3 separate regions of the Homo sapiens genome follow, and all the other regions are linked to region 2. Evidence: read pairs that join two places in POLR2A ChIA-PET (ENCODE). Cell type or tissue: MCF 10A. All regions are shown on one strand. Links, peaks and the distances in the headings refer to the core of each region. The heading gives the core; the rest is flanking DNA. Region 1 has its middle 38 kb from the start of TILRLS. Region 2 has its middle 19 kb from the start of TILRLS. Region 3 overlaps PIK3R1 (phosphoinositide-3-kinase regulatory subunit 1).

Region 1 (6,956 bases), core at 588-5,587, 57 kb after region 2:
GACTAATAATCTCTGTGTATGAAGTACCTGAAGAATATGGCCTAGGCTTTCTATCCCTGGGGCTTCCAAATGATACCTTACTTCATCACCACAAGAGTTTTATGATGTTGGCATTTTTATCCCCATTTCACAGGTGAGAAAATTGAGGCTCAGGGTTATATAGTGGGCAGAAGTAGAGATAGGGTTTGAACTCCAATCTACCTGACCACGTTATCCACTGCCTATGTAACATATATAAGAAAAGATATCTGGACATGAAACATACAACAAGCAGTGGTTCAATGACATCCAGGAGTCAGTGTTCTGGGAGAAACTGAAAAGTAAACATTTTAAATAAATGTTTATTTTCTGGCTCCTGGTTATAATAAAATTGTTAGTTTGTGTTTCCTTTTAGCCAGAGTTAATATTCTAAAAGGAAGTGAGAGTTGCAGCTAACAGAGTTTTTATATAAGAGGGAAAATAAAAAGAGCACAAAAAAGAAAGGATGGTACTTGAAGACAACTTCCATGTAGTGTGGTATTGGCCAGTCCTGAATGGCTTTGGAGAGATCTGATTTTGGGCAAGGACACTGGACAGAGAGGGAGAAGGGGTAGGGAAGGCATCACTGGCAAGATATAACTAGACTTCACGAGCCTCAGGGCCCTCCTCACCTCAGTCAGAAAGACAGCAATACCACCTAAATGCCAAAATCCCAGAGGGGAAACAGTTAAAACCCAAGACACTCAAGGAGAGAAGGGTTTTGGAAATGTCAACAGGAGAAAAAAAGATTTTCCTGACTCAGGCCCTCTTTGATGACCTAGGAAAACTGGCTTGGGAATCAAAGTAGGGTGAAGTATGGTCCTGGTATCAGCATCACTTGGGAGCTTCTTAGAAACCAAATGCTCAGGCCTTACCCCAGACCTACTGAATCAGGAATGTTGCGTGGGGCCCTGCTGTCCAGGTTTGAGTCAGCCCTGCAGGTTTTGGATGCACCTAATCTTTGAGAAACACCACTCTGGAACATACAGAGGTGAGCCCTGGGCAAAACGGTGAGAGAGAAGCTTGTCCCAGGTACACCTTTACATTTATTAATGTGATTATTTGATTCATAGCCATGTGCCCTTCTAGGCTGTAAGTCAGACTGTGTGGCACACAGGAAGATACATTACTCAGCTTCCTTTGCAGTCAGATTGGAGCCATGTGATTGGGTTCTGGCCAATGGAATGTCATGGAAGTGAGGTCATCCATGTCAAAGCCGGGGTCCTGGTTGGTATAGGGCCAGCCTGTATGAGGACTCTGAGAAATAAACTTACATGAGGTAACTGCGATCTGGGGGTTGTTTTTCACAGCAGCTTCATTTCCCTGATTAATACAGGTTATGAGCAAAAAATTGGGCAAGGTCTGATCCGTTTTTGCTTTTGATTATATTCAGGGTGATCGTTGAAATGTTAACCAATGCTGTGTCAGTGGGACCAGTCACTCTACACAGACACTGACCACAGGGCTTATAGGGTCCTGCAGGACCTCTGAATTGCCATAGTTAACCCTTTAGATCAGGGATTTGGGGGAGCTCCAGAGGTTCAGAGGGAGAGGGCATTGGCTGGGACAGTATAGAAGAACTTCAGTATTTTAACAACCCATACAGCCGTACTGGTGCATGCCAATTGTATCACTAATATTCAGTACAGTCGTGATACAAGTAGGCAGACAACAAATACTTTTTTGAATCAAAACCAGATAATTTGAACATAATGTAGTTGGGGTCCTACTGAGCATTGAAGATAACAATTGCAGACATCTGTTAGGAGTCTCCCCTGGAATAAATTGTCTACGGAATCTACAGGCATCCATGTGGGCTCCATTTTACCCACTTCCTTACTCTAAAAGATGGATGGAGACCTCCATTTAGAATGGAAGTCCTTGGCTTTGTTGGGTTTTTGAATCCCTTTGGTGTTTAATTTGAGCTCCTTTCCTAAACAAATGCACATATACCCATAAATATAAGGATGTGGATACTGTTTTAGGGGGTTCGTATGTCCTTTGGGCTCCATCTCCAGGAATGAAAAGTAAAACAAGGAGGAAAAAAATTCCTGGAAGTGGCTAAGTGTGAACCAGGACCTAGTTGCCTTTGAGCATAGAATATGTGTAAATTGCAAAACCAGGACTTAACAAGGTTTCTGCAACATCTATAACTTTCATGACATTTTATTTTCTCGGTTCCTGTCTTCTCATCTGTAGTGAATAGCAATATAAACTCTTAAAAAAAAACAGAAAAGAGTGTTGCATCTTTGTGTAGAAATGGGTATTAGCATTCATGTCATAATTTGTAAATTGAGTTTGACTTATATATCAAGGCAACGTATAAAAATGCTGCACGGGGTGCTCAGGCACTTCCTTCTCTGTCTCAGCTTCTTAGAGCTACAAGAGGTTCCTCATGCTTCCAGACCTTGTTTATTTTAACATCCACTATAGGGGACCCGTCTTCCTGTTTCCCAACTGGATATAAAAACTGTTGGATGGTGAATCCTGCAGATCTGACGGGAGGAATTTCTGGCTAGTGGGAGGTGGAATGATTCACTTACTGATGTTAGTGCAGTGAGACAAATCTCATTCATAAATGTTCTCTCACTTGCAGCAACTTTAGCTTTACTACGTTTTTATTACTGGATCATTCCAGAACCTGATGAGTCTTTGGCATGATCTAGAAGGATGTGAGGACACTTGCTATTCCACAATGCCCTATTTAAGGAATAGTGGGCACTCCAGGGACCAGAGCTAGATAGTCATCCTGAAACAGAGATCAGGGTTATGCTTGACAAAATGAAGCATCAGTTTTGTTTTTTTTTTTTTTTTTTTTTTTTTTTTTTTTTTTTTTTTTTTTAGGATGATGTAAGTCAAAAATCAACTCCCATTGAGGTTAAAAAAAGTACTGGCTGCGTAGCCCTGTTGCTGTCAAAGGAGCCCTCATTTTCTCAAGCCTGAGAATTGAGTATTTTAGGGAAAGAACTTTAGAGGCCTTCTGCAATTTGCAGATGAGCTTGAAGTCCTGGGAGATGAAAGAACTTGCTAAAGGCCAGTGTCTGTCCAGGAGATGACAATACTGCCGCTTGGCAAGGGCAGGTTTTTTGTGGAGAGGTGTAATAGGGAAAAGGTGAAGCATGGCCAAAGGAAGGGGTGTGGGTAAGTTTGGAATGGATTTGTGCTTAATCCTGGGAACCATAAAACATTACTCAAGATCTCTGAGAGTGAGGGAAAAAGTGCCAGGATTTGTCCATGAGATAAGTTGAGAGGGGAACAGAGAGGGCACATGTGGTGAATGTGTGGAAACAAATCACCTGGTTAGTAATTTTGCCTTGAGCCTACCATGAGTTTGGTGCTCAAACTCAGGGCAGTCCTCACCCACACACCCCAGAGGGGTCCCCTCCACACATGATGGGCTGGCCAGGGAGAGCGAGGCTGAGCCAGGGACAGGGGTGATCAGGGAAGGAGGACATGGTGCCAGGAATAAGAAAAGCAAAGTAGAGGCCAGGGGTGAGGGAATAAACAAAACTGGAACAAGGGAGGATGCCAAAGTTCCTAGAATCATGATCCGTCAGGAGCTGAGGAGCTTGTGGGATTTGGAGATCCTCACAGTGTAGCTCATCAAAGTCAGGGCACAAAGGCAGACCACCAGTCTCCGGAGAAAGAAAAGGTGCTGGGCCTGGGGCACGGGCATGGTGTTCTGTGCCCACTGACTCATTGCCTGCTGAGTCTCAGGGAGGTTTAGTTATTTACACTCAATTACACATCTTAACTCTGCAAATGTTGGCACTAGGATGTAGGCCTCTCTTCCATTGATTTTAGTTGCAATCAGATAGGAAAAGGAACAGATTAGTGCCTGACATAAAGTTAAGTCCTCAAAAATGTTTAGATGCGAGCACTTTGTTTGTAATGTTGGTAGCTCACTGCTATCCATTTCACATTAGCAAAGAAGTCGTTTCTCATGTTAACCTGGGAAGGTGGCACTGAGTAGAGATGGTGGGGATAGAGCTTACAAAGAGAGAATTTTGATGGGGCTCCCTGGAGGAGTGAGAGAGTACCACGCCTGAAAAATTGCTTGTTAGCTGGTGAAATAAATGTTCTTGGATTACTCAGTGCAGGAAGTGAGTTGCACAGTAGATAATGAGGGGGAATTTCCTCCCCAGCTATGGCCTAGTGAAAATGTAGACCAAGCCTCAGTAGTCAAGGTGGTTAAGGGGCAAAGTGAAGGGAGAAAGACGAAGAGGGGCGGGATGGATGCTCTCAGCTAGAAGCACAGTGGAACCTCGTCTCAAACAGGAGATAGCACATGGACTGGCATTAAAAGTCCTGCTTAGAGCCTCTATGTGAGGCCCCATGAAAAAGCTTATTGCCTATATGTGACATTTTAATGTGATTAAAATGAGCCTTGACAAAGTTGAGTCAGATGGGAGTCAGGGAGTGGGGATGGCCTGTGCACTCCAGCTTTTTGTGAAGTGAAGAGAATGTATATAAATTCTCTAAAAAGCCTCAGCAGACCAGTAACTGCAGATTTTGTATAGTTCTAATGAGACAGCATTTTAGTTTGGCAAACACATCAGTGCTATGTGTCCCCAAAGCCCAGTGGTATTTGACTGCTTAGTTTTTGAACTCCGAGAAGTGGTACAGCAATCTCCAGTGAGCACAGGAGATTTCAGATCACCAATAGGTTTATACAAGGAACATCTTAGCACATGGCTTAAGAAAACCTCACACTAATTATGTGCTGAAAAAGGTCATTGTGCGGAATTTCCTAAGAAGAATTCCAGTGTTTCCAACAGAGAGGCTTGCAGCCTGAGGCCATTGTGACATACTGCTGTAAAGCCAGTTTTTTGTGCAATTTCCATGGAAAAGTGGGGAAGAACTCTATAGCCATGAAGTCTATGTGAATTTGGAATGCTGCTTCTTCTAGCAGAAGCTCTTTGGTAATGAGATTCTAAGGGAGTGATGTATATGGAAAAAGTGGGCGGATTTTGAAGATTTAAAAATAACACATTCTTGGGGTTCATGTGACTCTACAACTCTGTTGTGTGGTTTCTTTGAAGTGCTGGGTCTTTGGACTGAAATTTAAATTCATCTCACTGTGGCCTTTGGAAACACAGCATTAAACCTCTGTCATGCACGTTAATGCTGGGGCAAAAGAGGACAGAAGATAATTGTATTCCTCAATATTCACACTATTTTTAGATTAGGGAGGGTGAGCACTCATTTTAGAGGGTGTATGTTTGTGTCACTTTTCTGAATCTTATACAGGATGCAGCAATCATGCGATGATCGCCAGGTTGCACAAGATCACTAAGGCCACGAGAGGCAGTGGATGATAACTTCAGTGGGTTTCGGGTATCTGGGGTATCGGCAGGCAGAAAACCTATACATGTCTCTAGGGCAAGGTCTAATTGTATGTGCATGTTAGTGAGAGGGTTAGTCTTATTTCAGTATATTTTGTCCTGTGGTTATGTAGGGCTGAAGTTACCTGTATAGACAGACTTATCTGGCAGGGCAATAGCTCTAGAAGGTTTGAGGTGAGCAGATTCTATGTCAGAGCAAAGACCCTTTTTAGAGGCAGTCACCAGTGAAGGTGTTTTCTAAAATAACATTAAGACTTCTCACTTACTGTGTTGACACCTACTAGGGTTTCTGTTACTACTATAATTGGACTTCTGAGACCAGGGTCCAAAGCCCTGAGTGCCCTGGGAACTGACTTCCAGCTTTGAACATGGCATTACTTCTCTTCAGCCAGCCATACCTCTTACCTTCCTCCTACTGTTGACAGAACAATTATTGATCACCCATTGGGTGTTTCTCATCATATTCTCTGGTTGCTTTATTCCTGGTAGTGCCTCAGCTTTTCTAGGATGGAAAGTGAAAGGCTTGTTCCTTGGTCCCATGGAGGGTTTTTCTATTTGCTGGTGCAGCCTGTAGAGTATAGAACGTAGCACAAAAACATAAGTGCTATTTGCCAAATAATTCTAGTTCTTCTCCCTCCTGCGTACTTGTGTGGGCTGCATATCTCAGCCCCCTTGTGGTTGGGAGGGGTCATCTAAATAGGTCTGGCCAATGAGTTGTGAGCAAAGCAACATATATCACCTCTGAGTTGGAATATGTCATTGTCAATGTGAGACCCTCCAGAGCTCTCCCTTACTTCTGGGAAATGCTTAAGATAGTGACCTGACTATTATAAACAGCCCTTCTGCTGACCCATGATAAGATATCTTCAATGCTTAAAGTCACTAAAATTTTGGGTTGTTATTGCAGCATAACCTGACTCTTCTAGACCAATTTAGACAGTTCCCTTTTATGAGATTCAGGATCTTCTTCCCTGTTGGGGAGTAGCCTGTTGTGATTTTAGAGGTTTCAGAAAGGCTATTCTACTTCAGAATATCACCACCTCTACATATCTCCTATACCAGCCCCTGAGGTTCCCACACCTACCTGAAGTTATGTGACTTAGGGCAATTCATTCTTTGTCTTTCTGAGCCTTTGCACTCCAGAATGAAAGATTGGAGGAGATGACCTCCAGGGCCACACACAGCTGGCTTTCTCTCAAAGGCAAATTGTTCTCCTAGGCACCTATTCTGGTAAGACTAACAGCCTGAGATGGGCTTTGCAGAGTTTATGGATCCTTCTTTAAGGACACAAATGTTTCTGCCCTTTGTTCATTCTAACATCAAGGTCTTTGCATGTTTTATTTCTTCTGCCTTAATTACTCAGGCTCAGGGATCTCAATTGTCATCTCCCCAAGAGATACCCAGTGTGACACAAGTTACTCACTTATATTACCCAGTTTCATTTTCACCAAGGCCCTTAATAGTGCTTGCAATAGTCATATCTGTAGATTATTTTATCGTGTAGAAAATAAACTGCACTAGAGCAAGGAGCTTGTCTTTTTCATTCATGGCTATATTTTCAGTACTTACAACTGAGCCTGGCACATGGTGGCC
Region 2 (6,956 bases), core at 1,114-6,113:
GTCTGTGTGTCTGATTCTGACCTTTAAATTAGGCTTCTTCCCTGGGCCCCTGCTGAAGGAATTTCTTTCAGCAGCCTGGGTGCCATTGGTTAGCCTCCAGGTAGACATTATCTCTTCATTGTTGTCAAGTCTTCATTCTGTCCCTCCCATTTTTCACCATGTGAATCCACCTTATGATCTGTTTCAAAGTTGAACAAGATGAGAACTTTCAAAGGCTGGATGAAGAATGGAATTTTCAATGAATTTAATGACCTAATTCTCAAAAAGGTACATACAAAAAAAAAAAATTAAAAAGATATCTGCAGTTACTTGTTCTTTTTTTTTTTTTTTTGCCCTGATTGCATCATCTCTAAAGTTGCCTTTCTTGATGATCAACTGGCGAGATCTGTAAAGGGGCATAAGTTGCTAATGGGTCCTTGGAGTTGAAGTGATTTAGGGAAAAAAAATCCTACATTATTATTATTTTCCCCAAGTAGCACTCTGATGCCTGGGGAGAGGGATGCTGGTAGCTGTGTGAGAAGCGGCAGAAATGAGGAAGGAAGGAAGGAAGGAAGGAAGGAAGGAAGGAAGGAAGGAGGGAGGGAATATTTGATTATTTCTTCATAAACAACCAATTCCTTTAGCACCTGCTATGGTTCCTGCCGCTGTGAGAGGAATATCAATGGCTTCAATATTCCATTGTTTGTGACTGAGAAGCATTTGCCTGCTGTACTGGGCTGCTTAGTTTTTTCAGACTGGCCACAAGGCAGAAAATGTGGCAGATATATAAAAGGAAAATGTTGGCCAACATGCCCTACATCAGGTGAGTTTTCTGTCTAAAGCCCATTTTGGAGTTACTGCCTCTCCCCTTTTTGTTTCTTCACAGCCTTTTGTTGATTTTTAGTTACATTTCTTTCCCCTGATGAGTGGCATACCCTTAAGTGTGCAGGTTCTACTGTTCTGCTCACATTAACACTTCTGTTAGTTTTTTTGTAATAGCCTACTTTGTTTTGATAAAATCATTACTTTCTTCAGCAACACTAATGCAAAGGAATGATTCATGAATACAAATGAAAGAAACAGCTCACAAAACAGGAGAAAAGGTGAGGAAAGAGAAGTTATGTTGGGTACTTGAAGTAGATCATTACCACCAGGTGGCGCTATTAAAACACCTCATTTTAAAATCCTAAACAGGGTTGCAAATAAGGAAAATGCAAAATTAGAGTCCTTCACAGAGAAAATACTTTTTATCAAAGAGAGACAGAGTGTGCGTGTGTGTGTGTATGTGTGTGTGTGTTTAGAACATAATTGTTTTAGGAAGAAGTAAATATTATGGGAAGTGGTGATACTTTTTAGAAAGGTGGCTCACAATTGATATTCTTGTAAGTTAAATACTAAAGCTTTTGAATATAAATATATTTAATTCCAGCTAGACCTTTTCTAGAATCTTCTGAAGCATGACATTGTAGACATCAGAAAGATGGTTTACTTTTACCATTCCACAACCCACTTTCATTCTACATAGAGAGCTTGCACAGTGGGGGCATTTATGTGAAAACAATTAGTACCCCATTAGGGGAAACATGAAGCCTGCAGGTCTGAGATGTTCTTGACTGCTTTGGGAACTTGGCATGTAGAAAGCTGGTAAATTAATACTCCGTGGAAGAGGATTCTTTACTTTAAAACATGTTGTCTATTATGTGACTCCGTGCTGCTGGTACCATTGTTATTTAAAGTAGACATTTTCATGTTTGTGCATTCTGTATGTGCATAGGGTATCCATTTACTGACAGAGAGATGAAAAGCTGATAATTCACATGTTTGTACATCAAAGATAGGGTGTTGATATAATGGTCCAGATAATCTTACACTTGAAGAAAGGCCAGGAGTAGAAAGTGATCTAACACAAAAAAGCATTAACGCCCTGAATTTTACATTGATTCTCCCTTATTTCAGCCCCAGAGCAACTCTCTGAATCAGATGATGCTGATAACTCCATTCTTAAGGCGAGGCTCCAGGAAGTTAAATAAGTTGTCAGTTGTCACAAAGCCACACTATATGACAGAATCAGGAGTTAAGCTCAGAAATTATTCCAGGGAGAAAAAATGCAATAAAATGAAAGGGAAAAGGCCTACGTTGTTTTGCAGTTTGTATTTAGATAAAATACTGTGGATAGCTTTGAAAGAAAGTGGAAAGAGACATACATATATATATTCATTCTACTTTTCTTATGTAATTTTTATCAATTCTATCTCAGCATACTATAACATATTCCATCATCCACAAAGCAGGAAGCCTGGGAAGACTGCTGGGTTTTTCTATACCTGGGGAAGAAAATACAAGTTGCTCATGAAAGTTGTAGCTGTGATAGCTCCCACATAATTCACACTACAGAGGCATTGACCCAGCTGGAAATGCAATGCATTATATAGAAATCAGCTGGTCCCTGCCTGGAAGAATATATGTTAATGGGAATATGTGACTCCAAGGAGAGTGCCTGGTATATACTAGACATTCAACATGTTGGCAGGATCTGAGCCTACAGCAATATAAAACCGACAACTTTATATTGTTTTGAAGTATCTGATGAACTCTTTATTTCTTGTTTCTAATTGAATTGTATTTAGATAGCGGTTTTTAGCCAAATTTTGCAGAGACGCTTCTGTATCCACCTGGGAAGTTATATGGGGGAAAGATTGTGTATAGGGGGCAGTGGTGTGTGTGGTGGGGGAGTGGGCTTCGCCATCCACCCTAGCTTATGTTAGAGCAGGTGGGCTATTTCTAATACATGCGACATTTCTAATACTGTGCTTGCATATTTTGAGTACTTAATTTTGATGTCAAGTCCTATAATACATCAGGGATTTAAGTGATTTATTTGAAACAATTCGTCACTTAAAAGATTATACTTAAAAGATTCAGATCCTTTATGATTTTTTAAAAATGATAAAAGATCCCCTGTGTTCTATGGTTATCAGAATTGAAGGTGATACAATATCTGAAAAGAAAAGAAATCATTATACGTCTCAGAGAGAAGTGTCACAAAGGAAATTTAATTCCTAATTTGATAAAAATGAAAAGAATCTGATTCTTTGATGATAAATCTTGAATCAGCTGGAGGCTGATTAATATATATAGAAGTAAGAGCAACTAAAAAGTGTTTTGACAGAAGCAGAAGACCTGGGGCTTATGTTGAAGTTTCTGATTATGTCCTCTAATGGTTCTGAAACATGGCTAGGAATGCCATTTATTTATTTGTTTCTTTGTTCACTTATTCATTCATATGTATTCTGAGGGGGAGTCTTTTTTTTTTTTTTTTTTCTTTGGAGACAGGGTCTTGCCTGTTGCTGAGGCTGGAGTGTATTGGAGCAATCACAGCTCACTGCAGCCCAACCCCCTGGACTCAAGTGATCCTCCCACCTCAGCCTCCCACATAGATGGGACTACAGGCACACACCATCATGCCTGGCTAATTTTTAAATTTTTTGTAGAGACCGGGTCTTGCTATGTTGCCCAGGCTGATCTTGAACTCCTGGGCTAAGGGAGTCTTAAAAGGTGTGCTGTTCATATTCTAGCCTAGTAATTGTGTTTGCAGTCATTGGTGTCACAGAAGTGCCACCTGCCTGTTGTTTCACTTGCCCTGTTACCACTTGCCTATTTTGCTAATGGTTTGCTACAGTTGACAAATGGTGTGTTTTGGTCTAGCTTCCAGCTCCCAGAGACCACAGGAAACACAGACAGGTACATGCTTGATCCTCCCAAGCTGCAGACATTCCTGGGCGTGTGTTGGGCAGTACACACTGTACTTCCTGTGTCATGCCCACATCCAGCTGTCAGGCCCTTACCCCTGAGGGCTTGGGGGATACATGGGAGAAGTTTGTTGATTTGGGCTCGAGGTCAAGCAGTCTATTTTAGAAACCTTAGGAGACTTAGTTTAAAAAGTATTAAAAGGTCTCATAAAAGAGAATTGTAAGGTTGGCTAGCAGTTGATTTGTTATGAGATGGAAGAGTCATACATTATCTTGGTATTTAATCAGTTAATAAATTGTTTCAATATGGTATATCCTTTTTTTCTTAAAGCAGTTTTCTTCCTAATAGCAAAGGATGCCAAGATTATTGCAATCTTTGGTAATCTCCTGTGAAATATGCCCTTTGCATTTCTTTTTATGAGTTTCCACCCTTGCCAGTATCAAGAAACAACAGAGCAGGGGAAGAAAAACATTTAGGGAAAATCACCAAATGCAGAGTCAGGAATCAAATTGAGATTTTCAGCTCCAAGTCTAGAATACCATGTTGACATTATAAATAGCCAACTAGGTATTTAATAGCTTATCACTAAGAGCTTGAGATTGTGGCTCCGGTTTTGAGACTCACATACGCCAAAAGCCAACTGTTAGGGAGCGACCCCTAAGGTGCACATGTATTACTGATTTATTTACACAAAACCTCATTCCATAAAGGAAATAAAGTGGTCTGCAACAATAACATGCACCGTGTAATAATGGTAGAATGTCATACCGAGGAACCAAAAGATAAAGATCAGGATAAAAGGCTGATACGAGCTTAACCAAAGGACTTCAAGTATGTTATGAGGGCTCAGACAGCTGTTACAATCCAGCCTCATATCTGGAAGCAAGCCAAACTGAATTCAAGTGTGAAGGGGGCCATGAGACAAACAGTAAGAAGCACAGAGCTTTCTCTGACAAAACATTTCATCTCTGAGTACTCAGAATTTTCGTTGCTCCTTTTTTTTTCTTTTTTCTCTTATTTATTTTTATTATACTTTTAAGTGTTAGGGTACATGTGCACATTGTGCAGGTTAGTTACATATGTATACATGTGCCATGCTGGTGCGCTGCACCCACTAACTCGTCATCTAGCATTAGGTATATCTCCTGATGCTATCCCTCCCCACTCCCACCACCCCACAACAGTCCCCAGAGTGTGATATTCCCCTTCCTGTGTCCATGTGATCTCATTGTTCAGTTCCCACCTATGAGTGAGAATATGCGGTGTTTGGTTTTTTGTTCTTGCGATAGTTTACTGAGAATGATAATTTCCAATTTCATCCATGTCCCTACAAAGGACATGAACTCATCCTTTTTTATGGCTGCATAGTATTCCATGGTGTATATGTGCCACATTTTCTTAATCCAGTCTATCATTGTTGGACATTTGGGTTGGTTCCAAGTCTTTGCTATTGTGAATAATGCCGCAATAAACATACGTGCACATGTGTCTTTATAGCAGCATGATTTATAGTCCTTTGGGTATATACCCAGTAATGGGATGGCTGGGTCAAATGGTATTTCTAGTTCTAGATCCCTGAGGAATCGCCACACTGACTTCCACAATGGTTGAACTAGTTTACAGTCCCACCAACAGTGTAAAAGTGTTCCTATTTCTCCACATCCTCTCCAGCACCTGTTGTTTCCTGACTTTTTAATGATTGCCATTCTAACTGGTGTGAGATGGTATCTCATTGTGGTTTTGATTTGCATTTCTCTGATGGCCAGTGATGGTGAGCATTTTTTCATGTGTTTTTTGGCTGCATAAATGTCTTCTTTTGAGAAGTGTGTGTTCATGTCCTTTGCCCACTTTCTGATGGGGTTGTTTGTTTTTTTCTTGTAAATTTGTTTGAGTTCATTGTAGATTCTGGATATTAGCCCTTTGTCAGATAATAAAATAAAATACTGGCAAACCGAATCCAGCAGCACATCAAAAAGCTTATCCACCATGATCAAGTGGGCTTCATCCCTGGGATGCAAGGCTGGTTCAATATATGCAAATCAATAAATGTAATCCAGCATATAAACAGAGCCAAAGACAAAAACCACATGATTATCTCAATAGATGCAGAAAAAGCCTTTGACAAAATTCAACAACCCTTCATGCTAAAAACTCTCAATAAATTAGGTATTGATGGGACGTATTTCAAAATAATAAGAGCTATCTATGACAAACTCACAGCCAGTATCATACTGAATGGGCAAAAACTGGAAGCATTCCCTTTGAAAACTGGCACAAGACAGGGATGCCCTCTCTCACCACTCCTATTCAACATAGGGTTGGAAGTTCTGGCCAGGGCAATTAGGCAGGAGAAGGAAATAAAGGGTATTCAGTTAGCAAAAGAGGAAGTCAAATTGTCCCTGTTTGCAGACGACATGATTGTATATCTAGAAAACCCCATTGTCTCAGCCCAAAATCTCCTTAAGCTGATAGGCAACTTCAGCAAAGTCTCAGGATACAAAATCAATGTGCAAAAATCACAAGCATTCTTATACACCAACAACAGACAAACAGAGAGCCAAATCATGAGTGAACTCCCATTCACAATTGCTTCAAAGAGAATAAAATACCTAGGAATCCAACTTACAAGGGATGTGAAGGACCTCTTCAAGGAGAACTACAAACCACTGCTCAAGGAAATAAAAGAGAATACAAACAAATGGAAGAACATTCCATGCTCATGGGTAGGAAGAATCAATATCATGAAAATGGCCATACTGCCCAAGGTAATTTACAGATTCAATGCCATCCCCATCAAGCTACCAATGACTTTCTTCACAGAATTGGAAATAACTACTTTAAAGTTCATATGGAACCAAAAAAGAGCCCGCATCACCAAGTCAATCCTAAGCCAAAAGAACAAAGCTGGAGGCATGACACTACCTGACTTCAAACTATACTACAAGGCTACAGTAACCAAAACAGCATGGTACTGGTACCAAAACAGAGATATAGATCAATGGAACAGAACAGAGCCCTCAGAAATAATGCCGCATATCTACAACTATCTGATCTTCGACAAACCTGAGAAAAACAAGCAATGGGGAAAGGATTCCCTATTTAATAAATGGTGCTGGGAAAACTGGCTAGCCATATGTAGAAAGCTGAAACTGGATCCCTTCCTTACACCTTATACAAAAATCAATTCAAGATGGATTAAAGACTTAAACGTTAGACCTAAAACCATA
Region 3 (6,603 bases), core at 1,604-6,603, 980 kb after region 2:
TGTTATAAACTCGAGTTTGGCCCTGTCTTGCTGTCTTGCCCTTGCAAGAGGACATAAGATGAAGGCCTTCACCAGATGCTAGTGCCATGCTCTTGGACTTTCCAGCCTCCAGAACCAAATATACTTCTGTTGTTTATAAATTACCCAGTCTCAGGAATTCCATTATAACAACACAAAATGGACTAAGACACTAGGATATTTTAATTTTGTTCGTCTTGATTTTCATGATTTCTGGGACACCATGATTTGGAAGGTAAACCATTTTTAAATAATGATTTTTTTAAAGACTGTATGAATTTAGGTGAGGAGCTTGACCTAGACTCTGAACTAGCACACTGAAGTTAAAAAGATGGACTGTAGAGAGATATGGGCTGTGGGCCCAGGAACCCTTCCATACCCTCCTGCCTTGGTTGAAGACCCATTTCGTGCTGCCATCCAATGCCTAACTGCTAATTTCATTGGGAGATAGAATCACATGACTTGGATATATTCTTGATTAATTTAATGTGATTTAAAAATATCCTGTATTCCTGCCTGTCCATCAAGTTCTCCAAATTCTTGTCATTTCTAAATGGAGAATGGAGTAACTCAACAAAGTCAGAGAGGGCTTTTTTGTTTGGCTCTTTGCCAAAATGCCTATAGGTTAGAGGGTTACACAGAAAATCTACTTTACAGCAGTTGTACGTTAAGTAGCTGTGGATTGCTATTTGTCAAACATCAGAAACAATTTTATTTTGGGGAATAGAAAGAGAATTTCTCTGTATGTTAGCAGGGACAGAAAATATGCTTCTGATTAATGGGATTGCAGGCAGTCATTAGAAGGATTGAAAGACTGGAGAAAAATTCCTTAAAATTTTGAACTGTTGCATATGATATTATATAAGAGTAAGTTAGTTTACTTGTTCGTAGGATTCCTTTATACCCTTTGTTACAATAACTTATGCATGCACTAGCTTGGAGCCTATATCACAAAACTGCCTTGGTTATTTGAAAATATTACATTGTAGATAATGTTATCTACATATAAAAAGCCTTTGCTATGTGAATAATCATGTCAGAACTGGGTAAAAATAGTTTAGTGGGCAGGTATATGTAGCAAAAGAGAATAGAGGCATGATAGAGTGAATCTGAGGAAAAATCCTGTTGATTTGGATAGTTTAGGCTCCAGGTCGATCTCGGTAGGGGTGGTGGTTACACAGGTATTACCAAATACCTCAGGCTGCTGGGTCTTCTGCAGTACTGTGAAGAATTTGAGGATGAGAGAAAAGAGAACTTCCCAGTCCTCTAGATGTGACAGTCCTTGTGGCAGTGCCATATCCCCCTAAGGAGGAGCTGGGTTATTGGAAATTGTTCAGTGGAGGGGCCTGGGATAGTGGCAGGAGGCAGAGGTGCTAAGGATACAGGTGGCAGAAGCGAAGCTCATAGAGCAGAAATAGGCAGGATTCCAGAAGTGGGCAGCCTTCCAGAAGTGGTGTGCCCAGTATTCTTTTATTCACTAGTTTATGGACTTCTTTCGCAGGGACACATTTTAATGAAGTCTCTTTGGAAGAAAATTTGCATGGCTGAGATGCTGGGTTTTGGAGTTGATGGAACTGCCGAGTTAAAATAGCTTTTTTGTGTGTGCAGGTAGTGTGAAAGAGCCACATACACTATCAGTAAAGCCGCTGTCTGAGAGAGTTAAAGAGGCAGACAGACAGTTAAGGTTAATTGGAGTGATCAGCTTGTGCAGGCCACGAACCTGCATCATCCACACCAAAGCAAGTTGAGTTCAGGCAGTAGATGCTGGAGGTGTTAAAAATGGGACTTACAGAGCTAGACTGCCTGGATCTGAATTCTAGTTCCTCTTCGCAATTGCTAAGTATTATCGTGACAGAGATATTTTCTGTCCTATGTTAAGTGAGACTACTGATAGTACCTGTTTTTATATAGTTATCTACACACACACACACATACATATATGACTATATATATGACTATATATATATGACTGTATATAACTATATATAGTCAGCATCATCATATCATCTAATACTAATTGGGAGCTATATGTGTACAAACTCAATCATCATCATCATCATCATCATCATCATCATCATCATCATCATCACCCAATACTTAACCGGAGTTTTATGTGGATTAACCCATTCAGTCCTCAAGAATGACAGACGTCAAAATGGACATGGCAGTCAGGAGAAAGTGTACAATGTGCAAAAGAGTAGGGGTGGCTGCCTTCTCTGTCTAGCTAAGGGCTCTCTACATCTTATCACCATGCTGTCCAGTCCCCACCCCAATGACTTGACTGCTCTCCTTTTTTTTTTTTTTCCACAACATTGCCCTCAGACCACTTAATTGACACTGACTAATGGCTGGCCTTGAATTAACGTCTGCATCAATGGATGGATGCCCTGTTTGTATCCATCTTCCTGGCCTTACTTTGGGGTCTCAGAAGACAGAAATGGTGTGTTCTATTTACCATCCTAGAGTCATAGAAGATTTGTGGTTCTTTTTATCAGATGAGGACCCAGAGTTCTGCACAGGGTTCTTCTTACCCACAAAGTAAGGTTCTTCTTACAGGTGGCAAGGGAGAGAGAATTTGTAGAGACCTTTAGTTCTCTGTCACTTCAGACAGGGATTGCCTCTCTGGTGTCTAGCCTCTAAAAGTCATCATGTTCCTTAGGTTTCTATTTCCCTTTGCACAAATTTAGCCTCAGGCAGACTCAAGCACAGCTTTTAGGTTTGTAAAACCTTGACAAGTCCTGGAGCCTTTTCTTAATACAGAGCCCCCTGGCAAGGAACAGCTTCAGAGGTAAGCTGTGAGCAGGGGCTTGCTTGATGGTTCCTGGAGGATTGAAGATGGGGAAGAGTTTGTTCATTATACTTCCCATTCTATTAAGAATCCCACCAAACTGGCCCACTGGGTGGCTGGAATAAAGGAAGTGTTAGGAAGCAGCTGGCATAAAGATCTACCCAGCCTACTGGTTGAGGATTTTTTTTTCCCCCCTAAAAGACATACATTGCCAGGAAAAGCTAACAAAAATTTCAAGGCAGATTTGGAGGAATTAAATTATTCTTAGGCACATTGCCTGGTTTCTAAGCATTTAGGGATATGTAAATGTTCATGTTCTTTAGAGGTCTCTGTCTCTTTTGTACAGAGTACATTAGTACTAAAAATGAGATTTGCTAGTTCTACATTTTCATGTGAATTTATGCAGTGAATATTCAATTTGATTCTGGATCTTTCAAAAGGAAAGGCTTTCTTTAAACAAATAATATAGCTTATTTTTCTGATATGCTCTATTGGTTGCTTTGATTTTTTTCTCCGACAACTGAAATGCGAAGTAGAGTACTATCCCCAATTAATATTCTTGCTCCACAAAGACTTCCAGTGTTTGTTTTTGCTTCTTTTAATATGTAACTCTCCTAAGTGTGTTATTGTATTACAGCTAAGAGGCTTTACCCATGTAAAGTTGAATACTTTACACTTCTGAATGCCAACATAACAATTAATCTATGATTAGATTTTGCTTCTTAAGATGCCTCCACTGACGAGTGCCTGTAATATTAAACTTCTAAAGTGTTCCACTCTTTAAAACTTATAAAAGCTCTCTTTGATATAGCCCACTGAAATTGTGTGGCTATTGTTTTTATTGCTTTATTGTGCAGCCAGCTTAACTGAAACCTTTGGGTGGCTTTTACTCTTTATAATAAAGATAACATTGAGAAATGCCTGGAGTACAAAGTGTATATGTGTACATGCCGTTCTCAGCCATCTACTCTGACTTAGTAACTCTCTAATTCCCTTGCCTCCACTATGTTTAAGAACAAAAAAGAAAAACACTTACATTTCACATTTCCTCCATCAAGCTGTCTTTATAGAGTGGTCTGTAGCAACCATTGCTACTTCCTCTCTAATATTTTTTAACTCCTTAAGATGTTGTTGCTGTCCTCACTGCTGGACTGGAATCTGCGTGATGATTCCATCATGGGCGAAGCCCCAAATTATTTAGCCTTGACTCAGTCTCTCCTGTCTGGATGCCTTTGCAGGATTTAGTCTTAGGGATCACATTTTCCTACTTGAACTCTTCTTCCTTGTTTTTGGGATGTTGTCTCTAAACCTTGACTTTCCTTCCTCAGTTACATACATTGAACTTCACTATTTGGCCCTTGGATCATTTTTTTTTTTTTTTAACTTTTGATTTGTCCTTGTGAGCTCTTCCATTCCATTGAATTCAGCCTTGCCTAATTGTGGCCGATTGCCAAATCCCTAGCATGTTTCCTCTTCTGAATCACAGACCAGGGTTTCATCAGCCACTAGCACACTTGCACAGGGGTGCCCAGAATCACCGTCAGCCCATCAGGTCACCTGGCTTCTCTTTGCCTGATAGTGCTCCAAACTCTCATTAATGCAGGATCAGGCACCCTTTGCTCCTCTCGTTCTCGCCGCACATTTAAGCATTTGCCACATCCCACATGTTCTTTCTCTGCAGTGTTTATTTCACTCCTCCCCTTTCCACACCTGCTGCTGCCACCCTGGTTTGTGTCCTCACTACCTCTTGGCCAGACCTCTGCAACACACCTTTCTCGCACACTGTGGTTAGATTGATATTCCTGGAGTGCAGCTCTGATCCCGTTGCTCACTTTTCACCAAGCCCTTTCCGTGTTCCACACTGTGGGCTGAATTACTCACAAACTCAGCATGGGCATGCGTGATGTCCTACAGCCCCTACCTAAATCTCTAACCCCAATCCCACTGCTCCCTCTTTGGCTCCAGACGGATTGGACTGCCTGTTCTAGCTCTTCTCAGAATATGACATTTTCTTGGTCACTTCTGTAACTAGCGTCCGACCACACATGCCATTCTGTCTTCAGATTCCTGCAGTTAGTGTGCTTTCTCCCTCGTTTGAACCCTGCAGTGTTTAGTTTCTGCCTCTCTTATGACATGTACTAGTGTTGTGGCTCTGTGTACTCTGAGCCACATTATCAGCGATAATGTCACATTATCGCTAAGACATTGCCTCATGCCGACACTCCTCCCCTCTGCCCCCGCCCGGTGTTCTTAGAAGGCAGGGACTGCCTTACTAATCTCTGTTGTGTCAAGCAATAGCACACTGGCCTGTGTCTGTCTGCCAAATCGATTAAGTACTTGTTGAATGGAAGTAGAAATTCCAATTAACACAGATGGCAAAGTGTGCTGTTCATTCTTAAGTCTCGTTTTTTTCATTCCTAGGTGAAGCTCGTGTGTGGAGTGCCACGGTACAATCAGACGACAGATGGACAGTGTGACAAAAGTGTCAGAAAGGATTGGGCCTCGCTGTGAGAGTCAGCCTGGATTCAAAGTGTTGACAAGTTGCTGAAAAGGAAGCCAGTGAGAGGACTGTGGCACGCAGAGGAAGTGGAGCCCTGTCTTCGGTCACACCATTGATGGAGGACAGATGGACAGCCGTATGGCCAGTCACCTCTCCTCTTAAACCTTTGGAGAGTGGTCCTTTGTCCTCTGCTGGACACATAATAGGAATTCTAACACATTCTCTGAATTCACTTTTCATAAAAACGTAAAATCAGACTGCTCTGTACAACCAGGCTCAACTGTTGCATGGTAGCAGATTTGCAAACATGAGTGCTGAGGGGTACCAGTACAGAGCGCTGTATGATTATAAAAAGGAAAGAGAAGAAGATATTGACTTGCACTTGGGTGACATATTGACTGTGAATAAAGGGTCCTTAGTAGCTCTTGGATTCAGTGATGGACAGGAAGCCAGGCCTGAAGAAATTGGCTGGTTAAATGGCTATAATGAAACCACAGGGGAAAGGGGGGACTTTCCGGGAACTTACGTAGAATATATTGGAAGGAAAAAAATCTCGCCTCCCACACCAAAGCCCCGGCCACCTCGGCCTCTTCCTGTTGCACCAGGTTCTTCGAAAACTGAAGCAGATGTTGAACAACAAGGTCAGTATTGATAAGTGGTTGCTTAATGACTCCCTTTCTTTTTCTTTTTAAGGAAAAGTCTTAAGTTTGGGTTGAGTCGTTATGTTCTGGGCAGAAGTTACCTTGGCAACTGCACCTGAATTGATGTGTGGTGCATAAAAGCTTGGTCAATCATTACACAACTAGAAATTTGTGTTTGTGGGGTTGGAAGTTGTTATAAAAATAGGGACACAGTATCCGAGAACCTGTTTAGTGAGTGTCGTTGAACACTATTATTATAGTTGTCATTGAATTAAACATCTACTATATTTCTTATTTTTGTAATTGGCATTATAGGCGGAGTATTCCTAGTCTGAAAATATGAAATCTAAAATGCTGAAAAACCCAAAATTTTTTGACACCCAAAGGAAATTCTCATTAGAGCATTCCAGAATTCAGATTCAGTGGTCAAGGGGTATAATGCAAATATTCCAAAATCCAGAACAACATGAAATCTACAACACTTCTGGTTCCAAGCATTTCAGATAAGGAATACTCAACCTGTGTATATCTAATAATAATTTTGGGAAAGTGGAGGGTAAGTCTAATATAAGTATATTTAACATGATTTGTATGGAAAAATGTAGAGAGTAATAAAATGACCACAGAACTCGGCTGAGAAGAAACCATTGTTTTTA

The links. ChIA-PET counts read pairs that join two places held together with the same protein. Peaks named below come from ENCODE experiments on the same cell type or tissue, not always from the same donor. Only the 100,000 strongest peaks of a DNase experiment are listed, where the experiment ranks them.
Region 1: POLR2A ChIA-PET joins it to region 2 with 17 read pairs; 2 of 35 experiments call an interaction of 5 or more read pairs at or near these places.
Region 3: POLR2A ChIA-PET joins it to region 2 with 11 read pairs; 5 of 35 experiments call an interaction of 5 or more read pairs at or near these places.

Annotation. Positions count from the first base shown.
Region 1 is chr5:67,302,395-67,309,350 of GRCh38, forward strand. No RefSeq gene overlaps it. Among named protein-coding and RNA genes, the nearest start is that of TILRLS, 38 kb to the left of the region's middle. In MCF 10A, for the core only: no CTCF peak of the experiment used is centred there; DNase peaks (open chromatin) are centred at 1,197, 2,537, 3,187 and 4,077.
Region 2 is chr5:67,245,118-67,252,073 of GRCh38, forward strand. No RefSeq gene overlaps it. Among named protein-coding and RNA genes, the nearest start is that of TILRLS, 19 kb to the right of the region's middle. In MCF 10A, for the core only: no CTCF peak of the experiment used is centred there; DNase peaks (open chromatin) are centred at 1,134, 3,774 and 4,114.
Region 3 is chr5:68,221,063-68,227,665 of GRCh38, forward strand. It overlaps PIK3R1 (phosphoinositide-3-kinase regulatory subunit 1), which reads left to right. Exons shown (of 16, transcript NM_181523.3): 2 at 5,228-5,947. The coding sequence starts at 5,614. Among named protein-coding and RNA genes, the nearest start is that of PIK3R1, 8.6 kb to the left of the region's middle. In MCF 10A, for the core only: no CTCF peak of the experiment used is centred there; a DNase peak (open chromatin) is centred at 4,279.